Regions from separate parts of the Homo sapiens genome. Here region 2 is linked to region 1. A link is a loop called in an ENCODE intact Hi-C map of the cell type or tissue named here. Cell type or tissue: GM12878. All regions are shown on one strand. Each heading gives the region's core, and the rest is flanking DNA. Links, peaks and the distances in the headings are about the cores only. Region 1 holds the start of LOC124904003 (a long non-coding RNA gene). Region 2 holds the start of LOC124904004 (a long non-coding RNA gene).

Evidence for each region. A loop is a pair of places that touch in the nucleus more often than their neighbours do. Peaks named below come from ENCODE experiments on the same cell type or tissue, not always from the same donor. Only the 100,000 strongest peaks of a DNase experiment are listed, where the experiment ranks them.
Region 2: it touches region 1 in a loop (3-fold over the local background); 2 of 110 quality-filtered maps call a loop at or near these places.

What each region holds. Positions count from the first base shown.
Region 1 is chr17:41,588,120-41,600,424 of GRCh38, reverse strand. LOC124904003 (a long non-coding RNA gene) reads right to left here and starts at 12,078. Exons shown (of 2, transcript XR_007065755.1): 1 at 11,889-12,078; 2 at 11,474-11,562. In GM12878, for the core only: no CTCF peak of the experiment used is centred there; a DNase peak (open chromatin) is centred at 6,504; H3K27me3 peaks cover 160 bases.
Region 2 is chr17:41,654,923-41,667,227 of GRCh38, reverse strand. It overlaps LOC124904004 (a long non-coding RNA gene), which reads left to right and starts at 12,094. Exons shown (of 2, transcript XR_007065756.1): 1 at 12,094-12,305. RefSeq lists enhancers at 838-967, 1,388-1,477, 998-1,515, 1,516-2,035, 6,444-6,943 and 1 more and a silencer at 1,028-1,267. In GM12878, for the core only: a CTCF peak has its summit at 4,366 (motif pointing right); no DNase peak of the experiment used is centred there.

The DNA.
Region 1 (12,305 bases), core at 5,119-7,618:
TGAGCTGGAGCAAATGCCTTCTCCCTGCATGCTCCCTGCAAGGCCTCCTCGCTATCTCCACACACCTGACTCATCCCATTTTACAGGTGAGGAAATTGAGGCTCAGGGAGGCTGAGCGACTTACTCAAGGGTGCGTGACCAGTAGGTGGGGTGTCAGAATGCCCTGCACCCCCAACCCTGTGCCGCCTCTGCATAGATCTTCCCTGGTGAGAAGATCCCTGGTCTTGTTTGACTTGATCAGGCTTGCAGAGAAGGTGGGTGCTAGCAGTAGGCCAGTGAATTCAGTCCAAGTCCACTTAGAGGCTGTTCTGGGCCAGGTGTTGTGCTGGGTTTGGGGTGGGGGCAGGGTGGGGATTCAGTGATAAGTCAGGAGCCACCTTGGCCTTAAATAAGATACTTATTTACAGCACCTACACAGGCAATGGTGCTTTTTGTCCTCCTTCCCCTAGAGGTGCCTTTGATGTGTGAGGGGATGGGCAGTACCCCTACTGGCTGAGCTCTTTCTCAATAGCTGGGCCTTGGCTGACGCTTCCTCTCTCTCTCCTCCTCTTCTAGGTAAGTGGGTGGGGACTGGGCTGTGGACCTACAGAGGCTTAAACAGTGGCTGGTGTTTGCCCTATCTGCCCACATGGCCACAAGAATTGCAGCCTTAGTGAGTTCTCTACAGTGAGAATAACCACCCCCCACCCACCCCCAGGAGCAGATCTGCCTGGGCTTGAACCCCAGCCCCACTCCCTACCTGCCTTAGTGTTGCTCTGAGGATTAGAAGACATGATGAAGTTAAGACCTGGCCCCTGGTAAGTCCTCAATACATGTTAACTTTGGTGGAATGAGACTGTAAGAGGGTATGTTTTACCCCTAAGCTAGCTCAAGGTGATGACTGCTTAAACTGGTTCTGTTCTGTTCTACAGAACAAGAGACTTGACTCAGGGGTTTCATTGTCATACTTACCTTCTCTAACACCACCAGCACCACCATCACCACCCTCATCATCACCACTCCCACCACCATGACCACCACCACCATCACCACCATAATCATCACTATCATTACCACCACCACCACTACCAATATCCCCCCACCACCATCACCACCAACATTATCACTACCACTATCACCATCACAACCACCAACACCCCCACCACCACCATTACCACCCCCACCACCACCATTACCACCCCCACCATCACTATAATCACCACCATCACAATTATCACTACCACCATCACTACCATCACCACCACCATTACCACTACCATCACCACCATAATCACTGCCATTATTACCACCATCACCACCACCACCATCATCATCACCACCATTACCACTACCACCATCACTACCATTGCCACTACAATCACCAACACCACCACCAATACCATAATTACCATAATTACCACCATCACCACCACCACCACCACCACCATTATCCCTACCATCACCACCACAACCACTAGCACCACACCAATACCCCCACCACCATTACCCCCACCATTAACACTACCACCATCCCTACCATCACCACCATAATCACCACCACCACCACCAATACCATAATTACCATAATTACCACCATCACCACCACCATCACCACCGCCACCACCACCACCACCACCACCACCACCATTACCACTACCACTATCCCTACCATCACCACCACAATCACCAGCACCACACCAATACCCCCCACCACCATCACCCCCACCATTAACACTACTACCATCACCACCACCACCACCAACACCCCCACCACCGAAATCACCACCTCCCCACCACCATCACCAACATTATCACTACCACTATCCTTACCATCACCACCACAATCACCAGCACCACACCAATACCCCCACCACCATCATCCCCACCATCACCACCCCCACAGCCCCACCACCACCATCACTACCATCACCACTACCACCATCCCTACCATCACCACCACAATCACCAGCACCACACCAATACGCCCCACCACCATCACCCCCACCATCACCACTCGCCCCTGCACCACCACCACCACCACCACTGAAATCACCACCCCCACCACCACTACCACCACCACCACCACCACTGAAATCACCACCCCCACCACCACTACCACCACCACCACCATCACCACCACCATCACCACTACCACCATCACTGCCATCACCACCATAATCACTGCCATCATTACCACCATCACCACCCCCACCCCCACTACCACCACCACATCATCACCACCATTACCACTACCACCATCACCACCATGACCACCACAATCACCACCATCATTACCACCATCTCCATCTCCATCACCACCACCACCACCACCACCACCACTACCTCCAGTACCTCCAACACCCCCAGCACCATCATTTCCTTTCCCCCAATCACTCCTCCAGTTCTTTGAAGGGGGTGTTGCTCATATGGGTTAAGTTAGATGGGGAGTAACCAAAGTCTTGGGACACACAGACATCACTCAAGCTGGGACAGTCAAAGGACAGATGCACACTGAGTGCTGCAGTAGAACAGTCCTCGCTAGATGCTGACAGAGAGAACAACCAACAGAACACTGATGAGATAATTGAGATAACGAGGCAGCACAGACTTGGATACCCCCATGGGGCTCCCATGTGGCTCCCTGGGAGGCAGACAGTGCCTGGTCTGCCTTGTGAAGGCTGCACAGCCTCTGGATGCTGCCTCTGCTCCTGTCCACCTAGGCTGTCTCCCTGACCGTGGGGGCCCACCAACTCTTCTTCCCCTTCCCTCACCAATATCCTCCCCCAATCTGGTTTTCCCTCTTTCACTTTGTTTTATCCAGAAGCTTTCCCTTTGTCCCTCCTAGTCTCTTGCTTATGGCCTAAACCTCGAGGCTCATTGGCACGCTGGAGCTGGCTCATGCTGGCTCTTGAGAGCTGGACATTAAAATTTCAGGAATTTTGCAAGGTGATTGTTAAATATGGCCCTCATCAAAAATTAAATTATACGAACTTAAAATTAAATGAATTATATTGAGAACAAAGGTAATGCATACTGAAAACTCATTCCTTCCAAATTATTTTACTACATTGTACTAATATCTGTGCTCTTGAGGTACTTATGACCATTTTATCCATATGGTGGACATGCTATAAGGCAGTGAGCTACTGCACGTCTCTTCCCAACCCTGTGTTAAGTGACTCCCTGTTGGTTGCTTGAAATTGGCCACAGTGGGGGTATTTACAACACGAAAAAAATAAATGTTATAAATTGGGGCTTGATTTATTGTTTTATTGATTGTCTTTTTTTTTTTTTTTTTAAGATGGAGTCTCACTTTGCCACCCAGGCTGGAGTGCAGTGCTGTGGTCATGGCTCACTGCAGCCTTGACCTGCTGGGGCTTAAGCAATCCTTCCACCTCAGTCTTCTGAGTTGCTGGGACTACTGGTGTATGCCTCCATGCCTGGCTAATTATTTTATTTATTTATTTTTGTAGAGATGGTATCTCACTATGTTGCCCAGGCTTGTCTTGAACTCCTGGGCTCAAGTGATCCTCCTATCTCAGCCTCCCAAAGCGCTGGAATTACAGGTGTGAGCCACCATGCCCAGCCCTGAATTGCCTCTTTTAGAAGCTAATTCAAGCTGAGTTTCCGTTGCTTGCAACCAAAATGTGCCCATCAATATATCCTGTTACCTAATTCTTGATTTATTTTTCTTCTATCCTTGCTGGATATTTTTAGTTTTATTATAAATATGTCTTTTATCATAAGCCATCCATGCCCTCTTTTGGAACTGGGAGACAGAAATGGTCATTTTTTTGCAAATATTGCACTGACAACCAGGATGGCCTCATTGAAACCTGAGAGGCTGCTTCCCCATCCCCTCATTCCAGCCACAGAATGTGGGCCCTGCTGGAAGCTCCCAGGCCTTCTCCCCTCACACCTAAACCATCCGCTGACTCTTCCTCATCAGTTTCCAGGCCTGCCCTATTCCCACAGCCTCCACCCTGGCCAGGCCCTTGCAGACTCACCAGCCCATCACCTGGCCGGCTGACCTCAGCAGCTCCCAGCTCCTGCAACAGGAGCTCCAGTAACATCCTGGACTCTTCTCTGTTCTCTGCCTCAAGGTCTTTGGCTGAACCTTGACACCTGTTCTCCATTTGCATCCCCCACTCCCTTTGGTCTAACTTGGGCTTAATTTAAGTGAACTTTTACCAAACACTTCCTCTGTGCCCAGTACCATGCTGGCCACCTGCGCTGACTTACCCACTCCTCTCAATAATCCTGCCAGGCTGAACTGGTTCTATTCCTATTTGATGGAAAACCAAAGCTTGGACGGCTGCAATGGCCTGTCCAAGGTCACATGGCTCGTCAGTGATGGAGCCAAGACTTGAAAGCTGGTCTTTCTGATCGGGAGGCCCTGCTCCTTCCTTGATCCCATGCGGTATCCCGTCTGGGGGAGGGAGGTGGGGTGCAAGATGCTGAATCTGTTCCCACATCTCTGACTGTGGGAAATGACTCTTTCTATCCATGAGGCTAGAACTACTCGGCGACCCCTTCCCTTCCTCTTTCCCTTTCCCTCTGTCCTGCCGACCAGAGCTCAGGACTCCTGACACAGACATTCCGACTCCCAGGTGCTGACTCTCCCCGCAACTCACCACTGTGCTGGAGTTCCCACAGCCACGCCCTCTCCCCACTCCACCCTCCAGGGTTCTTCCTTCTTTCAAAACCTGAGTCAAAGCGCACCCTTTCCAAGAAAACTTCTGTGTGCTAATCCACCCCACCTTGTGGCTCCTGTGCTCCTGGCTCCCCTCAGCCTATGGCACAGGGAAAACTCTGGGCTCTGCAACCCTCCTCCATCAGACTGGACAGCCCACGGGCAAGGGTTGTGTCTCCTGCATCAGACCAGAGTAACACTGAGGACTGACTATGTGAAAAACACTTTGTGGCCCCCTAAGGCACTATGGGGAGGTATAATCAAGGGTGGGGGCACAGATCACAGAGGCAGTGGGAGGTCTGAGAGATGGGGAGAAAGCCAGGTGACCTGAGCTGATGGGGTGGGGCTTCCTGGGAGAGGAGAGGTCTGAGCCAACAACATCCCTTACCTGGATATGGCAAATTCTCCCTACTGGTCCCCCACACCACGGCAAAGTATGTTCTGCATGGAGACCAGGGTGGCCTTTGTGAAACATCCGACAGCATCACTCACCAGCTTAGGACCCTTCAGTGGCTCCAGTGTCATCAGGATAAAGTCTGAGCTTCCCAGCACCTTTATCACCACCTGGCCTAAGGCTCTCAGTTTCATCGGGCAGGCCCAGCCTTGAGCTGTGAACTCTAACAATACATAACTGCTTGCAGTTTCCATCAGACCAGTCTTTCACACGTCTGCACTTTGCCTGGGTGCTTCCTTGGGCAAATGGGATGTCTATCCTCACTTCCGCTGCTTGCTCAGCATCTACTCATCTTCAAGGTTCAGATCAGTTAAGAGCTCCTCTAGGATGCTGGCCCCCTCTGCCCCCAGCTGGGCTGGCTGTCCTTTCTCAGTGCCCCACCATCCTTCACCCACCTGCCTACCCACCATCCACCCACCTCCTGTTCATCCCTCTATCCTTTTACCCATTATTATTCCCTTCCTTCCATTCATCCATTCATCTACTTCCCTGTCTGATCACTCCCCAGCCGTTCATCCCTCCACTTTCCCTCGTTCTTCTCTTCCTTCCACTCATCTATCCATCTGTCCACCTGCCATCCATCCATCCATCCATCCGTCTATATGTCCATCCATCCATCCATCCATCCATCCCTCTTCTACATTCCCTTACCCTCTTCCCTTTCCCTTCCTCCTGCTCTCCCTCCTCCCTCCCTCTGTCCTCCTTCTGTCCTCCCTCCTCTTACTCTCCATCCTCCCTCCCTCTGTGCTTCCTTCCTTCATTGAGCACCTACTTTGTGCCACACAGTCTGCAGGAATCTGCATAAACCATATGTGGAACTGAGGCTTGGCCTTAAAGAACATGAGGGGTTTGGGTAGGAAGAGAGGACATATGTGGAAATTCAGGCAGAGATTGGAAATGGATGGAGATGTAGGGACCAGCAAGGGGACAGGCCTGTTGGGGAGGGGACCCAGTTTACAGTGGGGTCTCATGAGTGATGGGCTGGAGCATTTAAGCTGCATTTTGCCTGAACTGGGAGCTAGCGGCAGGGTTGTAAACTAATCTATTCCTTGCCTTTGGCCACCTGACTGTCTGCATTTTTAACAACCTGAACATGACTCTGGGGTGCAGGCACAGCCCTTTTCACCCCAGGCATATTCTTACCCTGCCTAGCTCAGAACCCTGGGTGACACTTCTGCTGTGTGACCTTGGACATGTTCCTTCCCCTGTCTGGGACTCACATTTTCTATCTGTAAAGTTAAGAGCCTGGTCTAGAGGCTGTTTTTGGCTCTGACTTTTGGGGGCTTTCTAGCAGCAGAGGACCTGTCATTAAAAAGTGAGGCTTGCAGCCAGCTGAGCTGGGGTGGAACCCTGACTGAGCAGGTGGCTTGCTGTGGGCCTTGGGGGAACTCCTCCACCTCTGAGCTTTCTTATTCTATGATATGGGCTGGCCAAGCTCTGTTGTCAGCCTTGTGGCACAGCTTGGAGGCTCAGACAAGGACACAGACACTGAAATGCTGGCTCAGCCCATCTCTTGTGTCAGCCCAGATGGGCAGGCTGGCCTGGGAAATCAGCAGGCGGCATAGCTGTCTGGGGAAAAGGGTATCCCGGGGCCTCGGGAGGTGCTCTAGGCTCCTGCTCTCTGGGGAAAAGGGGACCCTGGGGCCTCGGGAGGTGCTCTAGGCTCCTGCTCCCTTGTGCTGCAATCCTGCCTGCTAGCCGACTTATGGCCTCCAAGTAAGCCCTGCCCTTCTGGCAGCTGAGGCTTCTCCCTCCCCAGCCCACTGTCTCTGCAAGTGATAGCCCTGAGCTCTAGGAGCTTTACCCACTCTCCACACAGTTTTCTGAGGCTTGGCGGGGAGAGGGATGGGCAAGGTGAAGGGGGTGGGGCTCTGGGGGGGCTGCCTGGCCCTGCCCGCTTCACCTGTTTGGATTGGCACGGGGCTCCCCCATTCAGGGTGGTAGAGGGAGACTCACTAACCACAAGAGGCCCTGCCCTGGGCTCCTCCTTTACCCCACTACTTCTGGGGCAGTCTGGAGGGAGGGTCAGGTAATGCTGCTCACACAAAGGCTGCCTAGAAGTCCAGAGGTGGGGGTACTCCAGGGGAGGGTGCAGAGGGGCCGAGAGGAGAGGGAGGGGTGCAGGACTCTGCCAGGAGGAAAGGAGAAGCTCAGCCCCTGGCAGGTTCTGGGGGCCTGGGAATCACAATGGGGGCTCCAATTTGTTACTTGACTCTGGGCCTTTCTAGACTCAAGACTTCCCATCTGTGACATGAGAGGAACCAGATTCCCCACTTCTTTCCCCAGGGCTGGCGGGGGCCTAGCAAGGCTCTTGACAATCGTGAGAGAAATATGTGCTATTTCTCCACAATAATACGTTGTGAAGGGAAGCCGGCATGGGAGTGTCTCAGGGAAGGGGTCCCCAACTCCTGGGCCACAGACTCTACCAGCTGTGGCCTGTTAGGACCCGCACAGCAGGAGGTGAGCTGCTGGTGAGTGAGCATTGCAGCCTGAGCTCCACCTCCTGTTGCCTGAACTCCGCCTCCTGTCAGATCAGCAGTGGCATTAGATTCTCATAAGAGCATAAACCCTACCGTGAACTGTGCACGCGAGGGATCTAGGTTGTGCACTCCTCATGAGAATCTAACTAATGCCTGGTGATCTGAGGAGGAACAGTTTCATCCTGAAACCGTCCCCACCCCCGACCCCCTAGATCCAAGGAGAAATGGTCTTCCATGAAACCGGTCCCTGGTGCCAAAAAGGTTGCGGACTGCTGTCTTGGGGCACAGAGATCTCGGGTTTGAGGTGGCCCAGTTTGGTTTTGGGGGGGGACAACAGAGCAGGAAAGAGTTCTTTCTCTGGGCTTGGATCTCCCAAAGTCTCTCCTGCAGGCCACAGTCCCTCAAGGAGTTCCTTCAAATGAGGCTCTTAAACTCAGGTTGAGGTGAGCTCGTTCCCTCCACTGATGGAGGCAAAATTTAGTGGGTCAGATTTTAAGGAGAAACGTGATTTTTGCATAGTTTCTAAGTACCTTCTTCAAGGTATTTATTAATTTCAATGGGAGAAACAGAAACATGACAGTAGAGAAATCCAGCAGCACCACCTTAGCCAAGTGAACAAGGCTGACGGCGCCAGCGGTAAGTAAGACACACAACATATCTGTCCAACATGCCTGATGGTGCCAGCGGTAAGACACATGACATATCTGTCCAACATGCCTGACGGGATGCAACCTCATTTCTGTGGTTTTCTTGCCAAAGTGCATAACCTCAATGTGATCATGAGAAAACATCAGAAAAACCCAAACTGAGGGATATTCTGCAAAATAATTGATCACCCCAGTACTCTTCAAAAGTGTCAAGGTCATGAAAGGAAGAAAAGACTGAGGAGCTGTCATGGATAGGAGGAGACTAAGGAGACGTGATAGCTAAATGCAATGTGGAGACTGAAATTGGACCCCGCAGCAGAAATGGAACATGTGTGGAAAAACTGGTGGAAGTTCCAATAAAGCCTGCAGCTCATTAATAGTATTGTGTTGGCTGGGTGCAGTGGCTCATGCCTGTAATCTCAGCACTTTGGGAGGCCGAGGCGGGTGGATCACCTGAGGTCAGGAGTTTGGGACCAGCCAGGCCAACATGGCTCAACCCCGTCTCTACTAAAATTACAAAAAATTACCCGGGCTTCATGGTGAGCGCCTGTAGTCCTAGCTACTTGGGAGGCTGAGGCAGGAGAATCGCTTGATCCTGGGAGGCGGATGTTGCAGTGAGCCGAGATTGCACCACTGCACTCCAGCCTGGGCAACAAGAGCAAAACTCCATCTTGTGGGGGGAAAAAGTATTGTGTCAATGTTAATTTATGGTTTCAAAAATTGTATGATTCTTATGTAGTATGTTCACATTAGGGGAAGCTGGATGAAGGATACACAGGATACACAGGAACTCTCTGTCCTATTTTGTAACTTTTTCTTAAAGGCTAACATTATTTCATTTTTTTTTTTTTGGGAGACAGAGTCTTGCTCTGTTGCCCAGGCTGGAGTGCAGTGGTGCGATCTTGGGTCACTGCAATCTCTGCCTCCCAGGTTCAGTCAATTCTCCTGCCTCAGCTTCCCGAGTAGCTGAGATTACAGGCGCTTGCCATGACGCTCAGCTAACTTTTTGTATTTTTTAGTAGAGATGGGGTTTTGCCATGTTGGCCAGGCTGGTCTCAAACTCCTGGCCTCAAGTGATCTGCCATTTTGGCCTCCCAAAGTGCTGGGATTACAGGTGTGAGCCACTGTACCCAGCCAAGTCTAACATTATTTCAAAATAAACATTTTTTAAAAAAAGAAGCTGGGTGTGGTGGCTCATGCCTGTAATGCCAGCAGTTTGAGAGGCTGAGGTGGGAGAATCGTTTGAGCCCAAGAGTTTGAGACCAGCCTGGCAACATGGTGAGACCTTGTCTCTACAAAAAAGTAAAAACTCGCTGGGCATGGTGGCAGTCCTGGCTACTTGGGAAGCTGAGGTGGGAGGATCCCTTGGGCCCAGGAGATTGAGGCTGCAGTGAGCTGTGATCCCACCACTGCACTCCAGTCTGGGCAACAGAGGGAGACCCTGTGTAAAAAAAAAAAAAAAAAAAAAGTGGATGATGTCAAGTACGGACCCAAGACCTGAGAGTTCCGTGGCTCCCTGCCATCCAGTCCCTGGTGACTTGACGTGTCACGCTAAAGGCTGTTCCCAGAAGCCTTCCAGATTGGGCCGCCCCCACATCTCATCTCAACCATCTATCTCTCCACCCAGTTTTTACTATTGCTTTGCAAGGTGACAAGCACCCAGTCTGTTATGCGGTATAGTGGGTCAAATAGGGTTCCTCCAAATCGGGTCCACCTGGGACCTCAGAATGTGCCCTTATTTGGAAATAGGGGTTTTGCAGATGTAAGTAAGGTAAGGTTTGAGATGAGATCCTACTGGATTAGAGTGATTGCTAAATCCAATGAGTGTCCTACAAGAGACTGAAAAAGACAGAGATGAAGACTGTATGAAGATGAAGGCAGAGATAGGGCGACGCTGCCACAAGCCGAGGAACTCAGGGAGGCACCAGAAGCTGGAAGAGGCAAGGAAGGGCTCTTCCCCAGAGTCTTCAGAGGGAGTGTGGCCCTGCCAACACCTTGATTCAGGGCTTATGGTTTCCAGAATGTATTCCAGAGAGAATACATTTCTGTTGTTTTTTTTTGAGACGGAGTCTTGCTCTGTTGCCCACGCTGGAGTGCAGTGGCGTGATCTTGGCTCACTGCAACCTCTGCCTCCCGGATTCAAGTGATTCTTCTGCCTCAGCCTCTCGAGTAGTTGGGACTACAGGCACCTGCCACCACACCTGGCTAATTTTTGCATTTTTAGTAGAGATGGGGTTTCACCATATTGGCCAGGCTGGTCTTGAACTCCTGGCCTCAGGTGATCCACCTGCCTTGGCCTCCCAAAGTGCTGGGATTATATTCGTGAGCCACTGTGCCCAGCCAGTTGTTTTAAGCCATCAAATTTGTGGTAATTTGTTATGGCAGCCCTGGGAAACCAATCTTACTTGTCTGTGCTTTTCTTCCATTTGTTTGTATGTTAAGTAATGTTGATGTGCATTCCTGCTTCTCTTTCATGCTGGGACCTTCCTAAAGGCAGGGATCGTCTCTTCCAGTAGGCCATGCACTCCAAGGGCGGGGGCTGTCCTGAGGTTTCCTCCTTCCTTAGGATGCCATCTCCTGGTCCCCAGCACAGTCCTCAGCACACAGTGTGGGCTCTGGAGGTGCTGCCTGGCCCTGCCAGCTTCACCTGTTTGGATTGGCAGAGGGCTCCCCCATGCAGGGTGGTGCAGGGAGACTCACTAACCACAAGAGGTCCTGCCCGGGGCTCCTCCTTTACCCCCCTCCTTTTGGGGCAGGCTGGAGGGAGGGTCAGGTAATGGTGCTCACACAAAGTCTGCCTAGAAGTCCAGAGGTGGGGGGTACTCTGGGCCTCAGCAGTCAGGACTGACAACCCTTTAACCCCTGATGCCCCAGAAAATGCCCTCCCTTAAAATGTCTGAGTACCATGCTTCTTTGGCATCAGGGAGGGGAGGGGAGTGTGGTGTCCTCTAAGTCTGCTCCCTGCTTGGCTGGGTTGTTTGCAGCTCCTTGGTCACTGAGTCCTTGTCTGCAGGGGTTGGCCTCAGGCTCCAGGTTGGGTCACGGTTCTAAGACCGGGTGTGGGGGATCAGGCTTATATTCCATGCTAGGGTTCTGGTGTTGGTGCGTGGGGTTGGGGTGGGACTGCAGAAGTGCCTTTTAAGATTATGTGATTGACTGATCTGTCATTGGTTCCCTGCCATCTTTATCTTTTGGATTCCCCTCGGAGGAGGGGGAGGAAGGAGTTTCTTTTGGGTTTTATTGAATGAAATGAAAGGGAAAGTAGAGCTGTTCCTATGTCCCGGGCTCCGGAGCTTCTATTCCTGATCCCTGCATAAGAAGGAGACATGGTGGTGGTGGTGGTGGGTGGGGGTGGTGGGGCACAGAGGAAGCCGGTACTGGGCTCTGCACCCCATTCCCGCTCCCAGATCCCTCTGGACACAGCATTTTTCTCCAGTGAGCACAGCCTCCCCTTGCCCCACAGCCAACAGCAACATGCCTCCCAACAAAAGCATCTGTCCCTCAGCCAAAACCCCTGTTGCCTCTCTCTGGGGAAATTGTAGGGCTGGGCCAGGGTGGGGGGACCATTCTCTGCAGGGAGATTAGGAGTGTCTGTCAGGGGCGGGTGGAGCGGGGTGGGGCCCTGGCTTACTCACATCCTTGAGAGTCCTTTGCTGGCAGATTTGGGGAGCCCACAGCTCAGATGTCTGTCTCAGCATTGTCTTCCAAGCTCCTAGGCCACAGTAGTGGGGGGCTCCCTTCTCTGGCTTCTTCTTTGGTGACAGTCAAGGTGGGGTTGGGGGTGACAGAGGGTCCTGCTTCTCTTCTAGGAGCAGTTGATCCCAGGAAGAGCATTGGAGCCTCCAGCAGGGGCTGTTGGGGCCTGTCTGAGGAGATAGGATGCGTCAGGCAGCCCCAGACACGATCACATTCCTCTCAACATGCCTGCCGGGGTCTGTGGAGCCTAGGGGCTGATGGGAGGGTGGGGTGGGGGCCGGAAGGGTTTGCTTTGGGAGGTTGTCTGGGAGATTGCTGAAGTTTTGATATACACACCTCCAAAGCAGGACCAAGTG
Region 2 (12,305 bases), core at 3,287-5,786, 69 kb before region 1:
GGGTGACCCGGCATTTCAGGTTCAATGCAGAGCGGCCTGACAGGCACACTTCCTGCAATGGCCACAGGATGGCAGCACAGACCGGGTTTCGGCACCTAGGCGCGCCTCCCGCACCCACCGCACTATTCAACGTTTCTCGACCCTAGTGGAGTACCCGGTCCCCTGGAGATGTTGTGCAGGAGGGTCCCCTCTCTAGGGCTGGGGGCTTTAGGGCTGGGGAAGAGGCACCAGGGGCAGAGCCTCTGGACCCCACCTGGAGTCCTGTAGTGAGTGCGTTTCCTCCCCTTCCCAGCGGCCCCTTTTCCAAGAGAGAACTTGCGGAGGGGGGAGGGGGTGGGGGGTGAGGAAGGAGCACTAGGGAGGGAGTCGGCGGGTTTGGGTCCTGGTTCTGTGCTGCGGTCCTGGGCAGGTGTGGTGTGTAACGGGAAAGGGCCTGTCACAAAGCGTGGCAAATGTGCTCGTGGCAGATGCCCACGAACGTTTGTCTCCCTGTCCTCTGGCCTCCACCTCCCCTGCAATTTTCCCAAAGGCAAAATGATGGGTTGGACAAACGATAGGAAATGTAGCCACGTTCGCTGCGCATGGGGCAAGGTGGGGGTGGGGGTGGGGTTTCCGGGGCACCAGATCGCTCTGCTCCCATCTCAAGGCCCCTGCTTCTGGAGGCAGGGTTAGCTCCACGTAGGCAGAGGAAACACCCCGGGTTTCTTAGGATTCTTGCTGTGTGACCTTGGGAAGTCCCCGCACGCCTCTGGCTGCAGCTGCCGCCTGTGAAAGAAGGGGCTGCACTTCCTGGATGGTGGAAGGTTGCTAAGGTAACCACAAAGTGCCCGCTCAGCAGCAGCTGCCGTCATCATCATAGTTATTATTATTAGGGTTTCGTCCTGTGCCAGCATTTGACAATTCTAACCCCACCTGGAGGCCTGCTAAGAGAGCAGGCGAGGGCTGGTGATCATTTAGGGATGCCTAAAATGTTTGCAGGGGGAGCAGGAGAGAGGAAGGACAAAGGATGTTCATGAGGGTCAAAGACCTGGGTTTGGGGCTTCTCGGGGCGAGGGGGTGCGGAGGGAGGGCCCCAGATCGCGCCTTCTCCCTTTAGGTCTGGTCCCGGGGTGGCGGCGCGCGTGCGCAGGAGGAGGCCGTGGGCCCGGCCAGCAGAGGGCGCCGCGAGCACCACGCCCGGGCTTAGCTGTGCGGGGCTCCGCCTTGCTGCGCAGTGGGCAAGCCGGTCTGGCTGCGATGGGGGAGGGCTACGCTGGGGAGCTGCGGGTAAGGGCAGCTGTCACCGTTTTCAGTTGTTGGTCGGTGTCCTGTGTGGCATTGTGGGTTTGCCTGTAACCACCACATGTTCATTCATTTAACTAGCACGATCAAGCACCCACAAGTTTCAGCCACTGCTGGGAGTAAAGAGGGGAACGAGGTGCATGCCCGGAGAACCCGCACCCACCATCCAGGTGACAGAGGTCAGCCCAGGGCTGGGGGAGCTTGGAGGAGGAGCCGCCTACCTGGAGAGAACAGGCGAGGCAGACAGAAGGCAGGAAGCACAGAGAGCCCGCTCGCAGCTTGGCAATGTGGGGAGCTGAACAGAGCAAGAACTGTTTGGGGCCATGCTCTCGAACACTGGCCCAGGGCCGGCGATGTCGAAGCCATGATGAATCCAAGGCTAAACTACAGCAGACACAACGGCTGTCCCTAAGGGGGTTATAATTGCGTGCGTGCGTGCGTGTGTGTGTGTGTGGGTGTGTGTGTGTTGGGGGGGGCGCTGGGGGTGGGAGGCTGGGGCGTGTAGGCAAATACCAGGACTGGAAAAAGTAGAGTCCTAGGATCTCGACCCTCCTAGGCCGGCGGGGGTGTCTTGCTGCCTCCCTGTGAAGGTAGATGGGCTGCATGGGGGAAGGAGGGCCAGGTATGTGAGTGGGGGAGTGGACAGAGGGGTGGGGTAGGAACCAAGGGCAGCAGGGAGTCCAGGTGGGAGCAGTTGGGACGGGGATGGAGCAGACAGTCTGGTGGGAGAGTGAGGGGTGGGGGGGACAGTGGGGAGAGGGTGGCAAAGACTGCTTGAGCCTCTGAGCCTCAGTTAACTCAGAGGAGGTTGGCATAACACAGAGGGCAGTAAGGACAGGGACAATGGGAAAAAAAAAATAAAGTGAAGACCATCTTGGTTCCATTATGAGGAGTAGAGTGCCTGGATCAAGGAGGTGATGATGGTTCCATGTGTCCTGGGTAGGTCAGAGAGCAGGACCTGAGAGCATTAGAACTGGTGGCAGCCTTTCAGGCCATCTTATCTGATTCCTTTCTTTTATATATAGGGAAACTGAGGCTCAGAGAAGGGAAGGAAAGGCTACTCCCCCCAGAACAGAGTTCAGCTCTTAATAGCACTTTTTTTTTTTTTTTTGAGATAGCATCTTGCTCTGTTGCCCTGGCTGGATTGCAGTGGCTCAGTCATGGTTCACTGCAGCCTTGACCTCCTGGGCTCAAGTGATCCTCCTGCATCAGCCTCCTGAGTAGCTGAGCCTACAGATGCATGCCACCATGACCGGCTAATTTTTAATTTTTTTGTAAAGGTGGGCGGTGGGGGCGGTCTCCCTATGTTGCCCAGGCTGGTCTCAAACTCCTAGGCTCTAGCGATCCTACAGCCTCAGTCTCCCAAAGTGCCAGGATTACAGGCTCAAGCTGCCGTGCCCCATCCTGGTGGCACATTTTAAAATGCAGAACACTGACTGATAGGATCTTTTCTGGAAAAGGTCAGCTGGGGATAAACCATGTCATTGTCACCACCTCTGTTATCACCACTGAGTACCTAATGTGTACTAAGCACTTCCCAACACTATCCCTCTTACATGTGCAGCCCTGAAGTCAGAGGAGAAAATGGAAGTTCAGAGAGGTTAAGTAAGAGACAGACAACACAGCCGGTAAGGGCTTGAGCTGGGATTCACATCCAGCGTGCCCTCCTGCCTACCCTGTGTGAGGGCCTCTGCCAGGGAACAGCCAGTGAGGCTGTTATAGGGTGAGGGGCTGTGCTGGGGGCAGGGAAGCACCTCCATCTGTGTGTATGCCTCAGGAGCCTGTGGGCAGGGGAGGCATCAATTTCATCTCAGAATGAACTTTCCAGCTAGCAGAGCTGCCCAGTCATACAGTGGGCTCTACTAAGGAGCAGAATGTGCTCTGTCTCCTCCCAGGACAGGCAGTGGCCCCCTGTTGCCCCAGAGCATGAGCAGATGCCTTAACTTTGCAGATCCACCCAGCATTGGAGGCTCTGTCTGGCTCAGCCCCCTTCTCTCTCCAGCTCTGCCTCACCTCCTCTCTCCATCAACCTCTGCATTCCTGCCGGTCAGTCCTTCTTCCAGCCACTTTCTGGATACACTCCTCAGCTCTGGAACTTTGCACATGTGGTTCTTCCACCCTGTCGGCTAGACGACCCATTCTCAGGCCACTGTAAGCCTTCCATGACACTCAACAAGGTCAAGTCGCTGCCCATATGTGATGCTCAAGTGGCTTCTCTGCCCCTCCAAATATGCCTCATCACACCTTGTGAATGATTTGTTAGTCACTTCCATGAGGGCGGACTGCTTTGCATGTTCTCAGGTGTTTCTCCAGCACCTGGCACCGCACATTGTGTAGTGCTCAAGAAGAGTTTGCTGAAAGAATGAATAACGAATGAAGTTAAGAAAGAATGATGAAGTACTCAAGGCCAAATGCACGGGGGAAGGGACTTAAGTCAGCTGACCTTCACATCCCCTCCATCATCTTTTGGCCATAGTTCATGGTCTTTGATCAATTCCCCAGGGGTTAGAGATTCACAGCCACAGTTAGTAAACATTTAAGCTCTGTCAGGTGTTTTCTCACCGATGGAATAATAAGCAAGGGCTGGGCGTGGTGGCTCACGCCTGTAATCCCACCACTTTGGGAGGCCTAGGCGGGCGGATCATCTGAGGTCAGGAGTTTGAAACCAGCCTTGTCAACATAGCAAACCCCGTCTCTACTAAAAACACAAAAATTACCCAGCGTCGTGGGTGCCTGTAATCCTGGCTACTCTGGAGGCTGAGACAGGAGAATAGCTTGAACCCGGGAGGCGGAGGTTGCAGTGAGCCGAGATCGTGCCACTGCACTCCAGCCTGGGCAACAGAGCAAGACTCTGTCTCAAAAAAAAAAAAAAAGAAAAAGCAGGGACGAAGTGAAACTTTTTCAGTGGATACTAGCTTGGAGGCGTCAAGCCCTGCCTGGAATACTTTGCGCGCTGGTCGTTGCCACACCTGGCTGGACCAGCAGGGCCTCTCTTGGAACCCACGAGAGCTTTTGCTCACCGGATCTGGGCTCCCAGCTGCGCTTCCAGAAATGGCCACCAGGTGGTGGCAGAAGCTAAGAGTCCGGCCTTAGGGCGCGCCGGCCAGCCCCGGACCACCGGCAGGGGGCGCTGCTGCTCCGCCAGGTGAGCGGGTGCAGCAGAGGTGGGCCAGGAGTACCTGCTGGGCTAAGGGGCGCTGGGTCTGTCCCACCAGGAGTGGGTGGAGGAGGAGGTCCTAACAGCAGCAGGGAAGGAAGGCTGGGTGGCCCCTTTACTCTTCTTTGTACAGTGGGGACTTGACCCCTACTTCATGGGATTTATAGAAAAACTGAAGGTCTGTAAGGCCTCTATCGCAGCCACTCAACGCTGCCCTTGTGGTGTGGGACAACCCGTGGGTGCGTGGGGGTGGCTGTTCAGATGTCACAAAACGCAGCTGTCCCTCGGGTTCCATGGGGCTTTGGTTCCAGGACCTTCTACTTAATACTAAAATTTGCAGGTGCTGAAGTCACTGCTATAAAATGGAGTAATATTTGCATATAACCTACGCACACCCTCTGTATACTTTAAATTATCTCCGGATTACTCAGAAGACCTAATACGATGTAAATGCTGTATAGATAATTTTTTTTTTTTGAGACGGAGTCTTGCTCTGTCGCCCTGGCTGGAGTGCAGTGGTGCGATCTTGGCTCACTGCAACCTCCGCCTCCCAGGTTCAAGTGATTCTCCTGCCTCAGCCTCTGGAGTAGCTAGGACTACAGGCACACACCACCATGCCTGGCTAATTTTTGTATTTTTAGTAGAGACGGTGTTTCACCATGTTAGCCAGGATTGTCTTGATCTCTTGACCTAGTGATCCGCCTGCCTTGGCCTCCCAAAGTGCTGGGATTACAGGTGTGAGCCACGTGCCCAGCCGCCATAATTGTTATACTATATTGTTTAGGGAATAACCACAAAAAAAAGTCTGAACATGTTTAGTACAGAAACAATTTTGATTTTTGGAATATTGTCCATCTGTGGTTAGTTGAATCCATGGATATGGAGGATCGACTGTATTGTTCTTCTTCCTTTCTTTATTTTATTTACTTATTTTTTTGAGACGGAGTTTCGCTCTTGTTGCCCAGGCTGGAGTGCAATGGCACGATCTCTGTTCACCGCAACCTTCACCTCCTGGGTTCAAGCGATTCTCCTGCCTCAGCCCCCAAGTAGCTGGGATTACAGACATGCGCCACCACGCCCGGCTAATTTTGTATTTTTAGTAGAGATGAGGTTTCACCATTTTGGTCAGGCTGGTCTTGAATTCCTGACCTCAAGTGATCCACCCACCTTGGCCTCCCAAAGTGCTGGGATTACAGGCATAAGCCACCATGCCTGGCTGTCTTCTTCCTTTATTTTATTTATTTTAGAGACAAGATCCTATTCTATTACCCAGGCTGGAGTGCAGTGGCACGATCATAGCTCACTGCACCTTCAAATTCCCGGGGCTCAAATGATCCTCCCACTTCAGTCTCCACAGTAGGTGGGACTACAGACACACACCACCATGCCTGGCTAATTAAACATTTTCTTGTTGTTGGGTCTTGCTTTCTTGCCTAGGCAGGTCTCAAACTCCTGGCTTCAAGTGATCCTCCCGCCTTGGCCTCTCAAGGTGTTGAGATTACAGGCACAAGCCACTGCACCCAGCCTGTTCTTTTGATTTTTAAAAGAACTACCTAAAAATGTGAAAATCATTCTTAGCTCTTGGGGCCACACAAGACAGACAGGCGGGCTCTGACTAGGTAAAGTCTCACACCAGTGCCTGACTGCTAATAGGTGCCCAATTCATGGCAGGTGTTGCCAGCCCACCCAGGAGCTCACAGCCAGGCTCCATGGCTCCACCCTCCTGCCACCCCTGGAGTGGGGGTGGGGGGTGGGGGGTGGGACTCTGTCCTTCCGACTGTGGCCCCTGGCTGTCTTCCACTTTGTAGAAAGCACTCAGTGAAGGTTAGCTGTCATCTGTCCTCCCTGGCTGCATGTCCACACCTGCAGGCCTCTGCTCTTGCAGTCCCTCCTCCTGGTGAATCCCCTGTCCTTGACATCTTCCAAGAGACCACCACCATAATCAAGACAGAGAACATTCCCTTCACCCCAAACACGTCCCTTGTGCCTCTTCCCAGTCGACCCTGACTTAAAAATAATCTCCCGATTACCAAGTGCTTGCAGGGTGTCAGGTGCCACAGGGGCCCTAGGCCAGTTGGTCTCACTGAAGCCTCTGGGACCTGGTGACGTGGGGGCAGTTGTTACAGGGGGTACCTTAGGGCTGAGGGCTCTGAGGCTGGGGGATGGGAAGCAACACGGCCACGATGGGCAGGAGGCAGAGCTGGGACCTGAATCCAGGCACATCTCTTAGCCACTCTCCTGCCCTGCCTGTCCCCCAGCCCTTCGTGTTCCTAGGGCCATGTTTCTCACACCTCCTTTACTCCTGGCTAATCTGGGTGTGGCCTGGGACCCGCAGCCTTGGCGTCCGCTGGGAGCTGGTGGGAAATGCAGAGTGTTGGGCCAGATCCCACACTACTGAGTCAGCACCTGCTGTTCTGAGGCTTGGAAGCTCTGTCCTGAGGCAGGCTCTTCCTGGGAATTGGTGGCCGTGTCTGCATCCCCTCCCCTTCCCTGCTCACTGTGAGCTCCTGGTGGGCAGGTGCTCAGCTCTCTGGTGCTCACTTTGGGGACTGGCCCTTGGCCCCCTGAGAATCAAAGTTAAATGAATAGATGAAGGGAAGGGCAGGTGGTCAGAGCTTTGGGTTGAGGGTGTGGGGGTGCAGGGCTGTGGTGCTCAGGAGCTGGTGGGAGGAATGGGGCCAGGGGCAGGGGCCGGTCTAGTCACCTGTTTGGAGGTCTGGTTCTTCACTCACTCTGGCTACTGCCCAAGTTGACTCAGGGAGTCTGTGTTCATTTGCATACCTTTGCATGTGGTTAGCATATCTCTCTGGTGCAGTACGAGGCGCAGGCTGGATTGTGGAGCGGAGAAGGTGGACAGGACAGCGGGTTGGGGGCGTTGGGGGCTTTAGGGCTGCAGATATGTTTCTTGGAGCAGGTCTGGAGTTTGAGCACCCATCCTCTTTGGGTGAGGAGAGAGGCCTGCTGGATCCTCCTGGCTCTGGGTACCTGCTGGGGCTGGGCAGTTCCCACCTCCCTGCCTTCGCTCCTCAGTGGCCCTTTCCTGGAATGCCCTTTCCCCTGTGTCCCTGTGACAACCTTGTGATCTGGGTGCTGTGATCTGGGTGCTGGTTACACAGTTGGGTTCAGTCTGTGAAAATTCACTGAGTTGTACAGCAATTATATGTGCATTTTTCTGCATAAAAAATGGAAAAAGACCAGAACTAACTTCCAGGAAGAGTCCCATGCCTATTCCACAGCTGGGAGCCCTCCCCAGGGTGCCTCTCTTCCCCCTGCCCACCGTCTGCGGTGAAGGCCCTGGTCAATTTCAACTCGACTGAGTTTTATTTATTCACTCTCCTCTCCCCCTGGACTGTGAGCCACCCGGGGCAGAACCAGGTCCTGTTCATTCTTGTGTCACGTCCTATTAATTCTTGTGTCCCCCTGACATGGGACCTGGCACAGGGCAGGTGCTGAACCCATGGGTTCGACCTCACCATCTCTGGGGTGCTCCAGGAGGCCTGGGGCACTGACCACCTGGAGGGGGCATTTCTCCTTACTACCGCCACCCCCAAGCACACAAAAGGCCAGCATTACAATGCCCCTGCTGTGGCCCAGGGCTAGAAGTGGGACTCAAGGGTCCCTGGGTGGGAGTGGGTGTGGGGCACGGCCACCGTGTGGTCCTCAGTGCCCTGCCCTCCCCTGGTTCTCTCTAGCCCGGGTGGCACCTCCTCTTGTCTGTGGTTCATCCCCGGCCTTGAGGCCATCTGGGTCCCTGCTGAGTTCCTCTTCAGGCTTGGGGAGGGGGAGGCAGAGGCCTGGCTTCTCTGGACTGGGCCTGCATGCTGAGTGGCTCTGGGCCTGCCTGGCCTGGCCCTGCCTCATCCCTGCCAGCCCCTCCCTGCCCTGCAAGTTGGGGCCTCCCTGCCACCTGAGTTACAGAGACCTGTAAGCGGGCACACAGCCCCCTCCCCACTGTCTAGAACTTGGCAGAGGAGGACTCTGGGCAATGGCCTGCCTCTCTGGCCTCAATTTCCCTTTTCTGTAAAATGGGGAAAACAATTCAGGCAGCTGCCAGGTCAGATCAGTCAGAGGGTATGGGAGACCTCGGCACCCAGGCGTGTGCAGAGCAAAAGCCTGCTGGGTGTGTGTGGGGTTCGTGAGGGCGCTCTTCAGCTGGGCTGGGGTCTGCACGGTGGAGCAGGTGAGGGGGTGGGAACCTTGTTGGGGAGAGCACAGGAAAGTCAGGGCCTGAGTTTCGGCCCAACTTGATCCTAACTGGCTGCAAGCCCATCCCTCCTGGGCCTCACTTTACTTTTTTGTAAAGGGGGTCCTGAGTGAGATTGTCCTTCAGCCCACATGAGCTCCAAGGCTGGCTGAATGCCTTGCTTTCTTTGGCCTGCACAGGGTGTTATTTTGGAATTAGTTTCCAAATATGAAGCATCAGGAGGCTTCCCATACAAATCCAGAGTTCTAGCTTCCTGGGTGCAAAGCGAGAAGATCCGGCCTCCTGGGATTCCCTGTTTGCAGGCGGCAAGTGGCACAGTAGCGGGGGAAGGGGCCCTCGGTTCTCCCTGCCCCAGGGCCGACCCTCCTGCTGCCCTGCCTAGGACCCTCAGCTGCTGGCCACCCAGCCCCACACCCAGTCCTCTGGTGGCTGGTGCACCTGTGTGGGCAGGCCTCTTCTGTTTTGCCACCTTGCAGCTTCGGAGGGCAGGTCTGGATCAGACTGGCATTAGCTCATGCGCTTATCCAAAGCACACAAAGCAGAGATCTAGGTCTCAGCATTTCCTGGGGGTGTCCGGAGCCGTGGTCAGGGCCCAGAGACCGTGTCTGTGTGTGGGGTGCTGAGTCGCTCCTGCTGGGGTTCAGTCCTTTCCTTCGCCCTTCACTGGCCCCCATTCCATGTCTCAGCCTGGTCGCAAGGCCCTCAGAGACTGGACCCTGCTGTCTCTCTCTCTCTCTCTCTCTGTCTTTTTTTGAGTAAGCAGAGGGGTGTTTATTGACCTTGAGACAGGGGAGCTCTCGCCCTGTGTGGGAGGCCTGAGGGGCTCCAGAGCCCTGGGTTTCTTCCTTGCTTGAACAGAGGTGGTCCGGAGTGGTGCGTTGTGTGGCCCTGGCTCCGTGTTAAGTTAATGGCTGGGTAGGACGGAACCCTGGACTCCTGCCCCTGGCCTGTGTTCTTCCTGTGGTTCCAGGTTCAGAACAGCAAATGGCAAGGCCCCTGGCTCTGAGGCCGGGTGGTTTAAGGAGGTGGCGATGTAGGGAATGTGGGTTTGAAGGCCCTGGGCCCAGGTAACAGGATGAGTCCAAGCAGGGATTCCAAGTCTGCCGCAGGGACCCGCCCGGTGCCAGAGTCCCCTGACAGGGAAGCCCCCGCCTCTGCCCCACCACATCCTTCCCCTGAACGCGCGGCTGCAAAACCACACTGGAATTCCCGAGGGTCAGTGCCGAAGTGGTCCCAAACTGAGGAGGACACTATGCATGGGGACAGAGGAGGGGGCCATGGGGTAAGGGGGACAGGAAAGGCCATCACAGCAGGGCCCAGAGGGGAACTGACCCAGGCTGAGCAGGAGTCCCAAGGAAGGGCCCAGGTGCTGCCTGCCACCAGGACCCCCGCATTACAGAGGCCTCTCTTGCAACAAGAAAGCTTGGAACTCATAGAGGTGTCCAGAACCTCCACATTCCAAATGATGGTATCATTCTTGGGGCAGGAGGGAAAGGAGGCAGAGCCTGTTCCCCACTCTCACTTTCCCAGATGCCACAGGGACCCAGACTCCCTGTGTCTCTCATATCCCGAGACGCAGACCCTGTCAGGGAAGGGGCATGTGGCAGCGGGGCAGGCATGCCTGTGCCAGGCTGGGGCCACCAAGCACTGGTGGCAGCATAGACCTTGGGGTCTCTCTGTGCACAGCAGGGCCACCAGCAGGGCCAGGGCAAAGGTCTTCATGGTGTGGGAACTGCTCATTCTCGCTCTCTCTGGCCGGGCTGCAAGGCAAGTGGTCCCTTCCCCTGCCCCGCCATCTTTTGGCCTCACCTTCCTCCCTCCCCATGGAAGGCCCACACTCCTGTGTTCCTTGTGGCACTGCCTGGTCACAATCTCAAGTCCTCTTCCTTTCTTCCCTACCTGCACCCCCCACCCCCTAATTCAAGCCTCGGCGTCTCCACCCTCCCCAAGCCATCCCTGCCCCATCAACGAGGGCCAGCTCTATGCCCCTGATGACCTGCCAGCCTCCTGAGCCAGGCTGTGCACTCTCTGACTGCCAGGCCAGCCTCTGTCCTGCTTCCCCTACTTCCTGCTCAGAGCCGGTCATGCTGAGGCTGCGATGGAGACCTGGGAGCAGGAGGCAGCAGGGGATTCCTTGGGCTGTGGCTCTCATCATTGCTGAGAGAGGGAGAAAGGGCCCGGCCATTCCTGACCACAGCCCTGGGCTCCTGCACTCAGCCGGGCACTCACTGCATGCCAGCCTCAGACAGGGCAGTAGGGCCGCCTGGATGTGTACTGAGCCCTTCCAGCCAGGGCTTCAAGGCCGGGTCACAACTCCCGGCTCAGTGCCCAACTCCTCAACCCCTCAGCATCCACCTGCCCAGCTCATGACAGGGAGGACAAAACAAAGGAGGCCCCTGTGGGACTACACAGGCCAGCTCCTGACACTATATAGGTGGGGAAACTGGGGCCCAGAGAGGGGCGGTGACTTGTCCAAATTCATGGGCCCAGAGCTGGGCTCCTAGGCCTCTCTCCCGGGCGGCCTGAGTTAGGCCGTGGTGCCGTCAGTCCCGGAAGGTTGGGACACCCACGGCAGTACCTGACTTGCCGGGGCCCAGCCTCCAGCCCACAGCCCTGCTTTGAGCAGCAAGGGAGGCTGCCCCGCCCCCAGCGTCTCCTCCTGCCTGACTGAGTTTCCCAGAGCCAGCAGAAAGGCAGGGCCGATGCAGGTCTGAATCCGCCCAGGGATCTGGCAGTCCCAGCTGGCTTGCCCTGCCCTCGAGCCCTGGGAGCGGGAAGTGAGCCTCCCCACCTCAAATCCTCCACCTTCCCTGCCACCCACACCTTCAGCCCGGGGCCCAAACATGGCAGGGAGCCAGGCCCCTCACCTCCCTCCTTGGTAACCGAGGCAAACACCCAACACTGGAGACTGTTTGTCCTGCCAACGCTGCACCCCAACCTGAGCCCAGACGCCCTGCCGCAGTTGGGAGAAGCCTGGCTGGGGGAGGGGACGTGGCAGGGGCAGCCAGAACCTGTGGGCTTGGGGACCCTTCCCCTCCACTCCAGTTCCCCAGGAGCTTCTGAGTGAGCACAGGGCAGCGGGGCTGTTGTCTCAGCACCTTTGACTGTGAGGCCCCCAACCTCAGCCTCTGCTCCACCCCTAAGACTGTGCGCCCGGAAGGTGGAGAAGGGCTGGCTGGGGTGAGAGGGTCTGTGCTTGAACTACAGCAGAGAAAGAGAGCAGAGGGAGAAAGTTCTCTCTGGCCAGCCCAGCTGTGGGAGGGCTCAGGGAGGGAGGCCAGTGGGCCCTTTCTTTGCAGGCAGGGAGGGATGGGAGATTCTACCAGCGCCAGACCTGGGGGGCTCTGCCTCCTGATCCCCAGGGTCTGGGTGGGCACCGTGAGGCACTCCAGCGTCGCGTTTGGGGGCTGGCTGGGTGGGCAAGGAGGTGGATGTCAGGGCCTGGGGAGGCTGGGGTAAGGTGGCGCCAGGAGGGGACGGGCAGTTTTTCTGGCCTTCACTGGCCTGTGGTTTCCGCAGTGCAGGGCATGGGACTGTGGGGCGATGGAGCAAGGAGGATGGAGTTTCTGTCCCTGGGAAGCCTCTTGTCTGAGGGGAGACATGCCCCGAGCCTTCAGGGACCGCCTAGTCGGAGGGGGAGACACAGCCCTTGTCCTGGGGAGT